Linked DNA regions of Homo sapiens: region 2 is linked to region 1. A link is a loop called in an ENCODE intact Hi-C map of the cell type or tissue named here. Cell type or tissue: transverse colon. All regions are shown on one strand.

Region 1 (2,500 bases):
CACAAGGCTTTGTTTCCAAGTGATGTATAATAATATGTGCTAAAACACGAATCTCAATTTCCAGATGCATATTTTACCAAAACACCTATTGCACTAAGGAAAATATGACAAATTCTTTTTTTTGTTTGTTTTTTTCCTTTTTCCCTTTGCTTTTTATTGCTCAGGAAACTATGATTGATTGAGTTTATGAACACATGAACAGGCAAGCACGTACACTTAAAAGATGAAACAAAGAAAAAAGTTGATCCATGTCATTCCATGAGAAAGGCTGCCCGCAGCACTCCAGCTCAAACACAGTGTCCCCTCAAGCTCTCTATCCCCCTCCCCACTCCCTCACCTTCCCTCTGATTCAGGGAAATCAGATTGGGAGGTTAGTGCATCATTGACAGAGAATGCCCTCCTTCCACGCTCTGTAAGTCTCCCCCAGAAGCGGGGAAGGCAGTTCCCTTCAGTAGCGCACTTAGGGTTGATTAGTGTTGGTTCCACAAGTTAAGGCACTTCAGGCTGCTTTAGTGGCAGCGTGGTTCCTCCCCTCCTTTTTTAAGGCATGTGTCCTCTAAGAGTAGTAAAGCTTTGGAAACTGTGCAGACTGTTAAAGTTGACAGCTTAATACAGGATCATTGAAGTCAGCAGGCAAAAGGATCCTCGGAGACACCTCCCTCAGACCAGAAGCTTCCAGAAGGCCTGGGCAGCTCTGTGTTTCGGCTGGGCATGGCACACTGGAGCCCCCCGAGGCCAGAGGGTGGTGCGTTCAGGTAGCAAAGACAGGTGGGCTCCGTCCCGCCTTCACCTGCAGCTGCCCTGGCTGCTGGTGGAGAAAATATGACAAATTCTAATTTTTCTGCACATTAATGTGCTGTGGTATAGGTCTAAGGGAGGGGGCGCAGATGGTGGTGATGGAAGTGGAAACAAAAAAATCAATGAAAGAGACTCTTGATAAAACAAGCGTCATATATCTAAAAATAAAATAATAACAAATGGTTATCCTAGCGTATACATCCAGATGACATTTGGAAATTTGCATAGAAGTAACAGAAGGGCTAAATGAAGCCTTCTGGAAAAGTCATAGTCTTTCAAACTTTATGTACTCTTGGATTCTAGAAACTCACTTCAGTTATTTAAGTGAAATGACCAGAATTAGTGTCATCTCCATACATTGAGCAGGAAGTTAACTTTGAGGAACTATACATGAGCACTTGTCCCTGAGGTTGTAGTATCTTTATGTCCTTTCCACGCCCTCGCCACAAAAAGCCCCAGCAAGAACAATCAATGTTTTCCTGCTTAACCCGTATTTTTATCTGAATGTACATTCTCCCTCCTCCCTCTTCCCTCTAGGCATTTGCTAGGCCCTTAGGAGGTCAGGCAACTTGCACTGTGGCACATGAAGAATATTCACATACTTCATATCCTGCAGGAGAAAGGAGACAGCACAAGAAATTCTGTTGTCACTAATTGAAAGTAGTTTATCACTTTATCTTTAGAAGGTCTAATGCCAAAACTTCAAGGAGATAATAAATAGTCCAGTCTGGGTTTGAGCCTGGAGTTTGGATGTCTAAGATGACTCCGAGCGGATGTGGATTTACGTGTTAGTACCTGAAAGTGGGCACAGCCCCCACCTTGGAATGAATGTACACTTCCAAAGGACTCGTTCCCACAGGGTGGTGGAAGGAACAACAGAGACAGCTATGTGCCCACATGCTCAGCCATCTGCCATTCCAACCACATGTCTCTCCCCCCGTTTCCTGCAAATGATTCATCTATTCTTTTTCTCCTTCTTCAAAGATAACTCTGTAAGCACTTAAGGAGGGGAAAGTCATTAAGAAAAGTGGAATCTGGAGTTATTAGGATGAGATAGAGCAGATTAAACAGTCTGGAATTTCACAAAGCAAACAGCACAGGGTGCGGACCCTGGGCCCGTCTCTCTCCTGCTGGTGCATCATTTCACAGGTTATCATCCTTCATGAACAGGTCAACAAAAATGGCCACAGGTAAACATGAGCATATGAGTTGCTAAAGAGAAAGAAAGACAGAGAACAGCAGAAGTCAGGAGGATTCTGGATTTTCCAACTGGAGCCTCTGTGCATCTTATCCAGCATCACAGACAGTGTCTGTCGCTAAGTGATGCCAAAGGTTTTACACCAATGAATGGGATCTTTGTGACGTTTTCCCAATAACAGACCAAAAAGCTGCCACTAAAATCATGCTTTTAAAGGAGATCCTGAACAATAGCCAGTGAAGGTGATTATGGCCATGTCCCCATGTCCATGAGGAGGTGCTTGGTGGGTATTTGTTGAATTGCATCAAACTGGAGTTGGATGGGACTCAGTTCAAATCCTGACTCTGCTTCCAGCTTCTGGTACATTAGGCAAGTTGCTAAACCTCTGGGCTTAGGGGATAAAGACACTACCTCACAGGGTGGAGTGAGGAGTAGAAGATAATATACGTGAAGTACTTCATGTGGTCTTTGGAAAGAGGTAGATAGATAGGCAAATATCAGGTG
Region 2 (2,500 bases), 330 kb before region 1:
CCGGCTCCATACCCTGACTTCAGAAAAAGGTAAGTGACACAGGGCTGCCCAATGGGAGTGCTATGTCCTCTGAGCAAATCAGAGACAATGAGCGTCAGCCCAGGACTTGAGAAAGAAAAGCTCTGTTTCCACTGGGCTATGAAGCTGAACTGAGAGAATAGACTCAGAAAGAAGTCAAAAGAGAGAAACACAGAGTTGAGAGATTTCTGAGGAAATGGTTTGAACACCTCCAGCCAGTCATTTCATATGCCAATATGGGGAAGTTTTGTCATGTGTTGACTTGGCTAAGCTACACTCTGTCACTCAGAATCCCCTTTGCTATAAATGTCTGATTAGAGTGGAACGCAAAAGACATTTTGCATGGGATTCAGAAGGTGGAGGTGAAGGCAACCACATTGTTTTTATGTCTGAAAGGGCTGGGCAGGGGCACCAGGTTCTGCTGCAGTGCATGTGCTTTGTCAGTTATCTACTGACTTTCCTTTGTTGTTGTGAGTCAACAGCCAGATTTACATCTACTCCACCTTCCCTCAGATTCTCTTACACTTTCACCGGCTCCTGGGCCAAGTGCATGTTTAGCTTGCACTTGGAAAGCATGACACTTGGAAAGATGACAAAGGGTGCCATCTTTCCTTCTGCAGGAAGGAGTTGACGTGGTCTGCAGATGATAAGACACAGACCAGGTTCCAGTCCATCCTCAGAGGTCAGATATATATATATATATATATATATATATATATATATATATATATCCCACTTTCCTGCTAGACAGCTAGCTCTGAAGTCTTCATGCTCCAGCATCAGAAATGAAGACAACAGCTATATGAAAACTCATGAACTAACCAGCTTTCAAAATTGCATAGATCTAATTCTTGTAATAAATCTCTTAGTGTGTGTGTGTGTGTGTGTGTGTGTGCGCGCGCACAGACACCTTTGATCGATTGAGCCGTTCTCTGATTGGACCCCAGCTGATACAGAATATTATCAAGTATCTTTTTCATTACATAGTTAATGTTTAAGTCAGTATGGTTTAAGTTTAAATTTAAGCCAGATGGAATTTGGTTTCTGTCACTTGCCACTAAAAAATGATTAATATGCAGGATTACCCTATTTTGACTAAGCAACTTGATATCCTGAGGGCAAGATCTGTCCTTCGCTTCTCCTTAAATCCCCAGCATGCAGCAAAATGTCAGATACATAGTAGGCACTCGACAGGCACATGTTGAATGAACTAACTAAAGGCCACAGAATAAAAATATTCTCTAGGGGACCCAGAGTTGAAGCCTCACACAATGTGAATCGTGTGGAAGATGAAATGCGAGATGAGAGGAACCCCATGCCTCTGCAGAAAGCCATGAAGATCCTGGGTCTGAGAAGCAGCTGGGCCTCCCACCTGGCCGCCTGGAGGAAGGCGCAGCACAGGCCTGACATCTCATGTTCACCACAAGCACAACAGGTGTCCTGGGGCCAGCCAGCCCTCGCACGGAAGCGAACTTCCTGTCACTGCCGACAGGGATTCACTAGATGTACATAACAGAAGTGGCGCAGGAAGGCATTTTTTCAATAGAAAATTTGAAAGCATATCAGATTCCTAGAAAAGGAAGCTTCTGAGAAGGTGATTTCACAGTAAGAAACCCCATGAATCATTAAAAGGATTTATATCTGAGATAAAACATAAATGTGAATCATTCTTTGTGCTTGTCTAGAACATTTTAAGAGAGCCTAAGGAAGTAAGTGGTTCATGGGAACCACAAAGACAAAAATTTCTCAACAGAAACCTTCCAAATGGTTTGACTGATATTCAGCATAAGTGAATCAGGCAATGAGCCAATTTATTTCCAAGAAGAAGCCTTCACAGAGAAAAAGATGTGACAATCACCTTGAATATTGAATCAAAATGGCAGAGGGCAGGCTAATCATGACCCCCAAAGATATCCAAGATCTAATCCTGGAACCTGTGAATATTACCTTATATAGAGAAAGCACATTTGAAGATGTGATTAAATTAAGGCTGTTGAGATGGGAAGAGTGTCCTGGATTATCCAAGTGGACCCTAAATGCAACCACAAGTGTACTCGTAAGAAGGAAAAAGAGGTAGATTTGACCATGGAGGAGATGGTGATGTGAAGAAGAAGTCAAGAGAGATTTGAAGATTCTGGCCTTGACAATGAAGTAAGGGGCCATGAGCCAAGAAATGCTATTCTAGAAGGTAGAAAAAATGTAAGAAAAGGGATTCTTCCTAGAGCCTCTGCTGGTGGTGGGATGGATGGGGGTGCATGGTCCTGCCAACACCTTCATTTTACCCTCTTAAAACCTATGTTGTACTTATACCCTCCCACCCCCGAGAACTGTAAGAGAACAAAGTGTGCTGTTCTAAGTCATCATGTTTGTGATGATTGGCAAAAGCAACCATGGGAACCTCATATTACGGACCAGACCCCAGAGCCACAGCTTGCTGGATGTAGAAAAGAGGAAACAGTGCTGAACATGGGCCTACTGGAAA

Evidence for each region. Peaks named below come from ENCODE experiments on the same cell type or tissue, not always from the same donor. Only the 100,000 strongest peaks of a DNase experiment are listed, where the experiment ranks them.
Region 2: a loop joins it to region 1, with 3 times the contacts of the local background. A loop is called at or near these places in 6 of 110 quality-filtered maps.

The regions. Positions count from the first base shown.
Region 1 is chr12:89,369,297-89,371,796 of GRCh38, forward strand. The region is part of intron 9 of POC1B-DUSP6 (POC1B-DUSP6 readthrough); the gene reads right to left. Among named protein-coding and RNA genes, the nearest start is that of DUSP6, 18 kb to the left of the region's middle. In transverse colon, no CTCF peak of the experiment used is centred here; a DNase peak (open chromatin) is centred at 1,265; H3K27ac peaks cover 2,105 bases.
Region 2 is chr12:89,038,868-89,041,367 of GRCh38, forward strand. No RefSeq gene overlaps it. Among named protein-coding and RNA genes, the nearest start is that of LINC02458, 20 kb to the left of the region's middle. RefSeq lists an enhancer at 207-276. In transverse colon, no CTCF peak of the experiment used is centred here; a DNase peak (open chromatin) is centred at 1,444.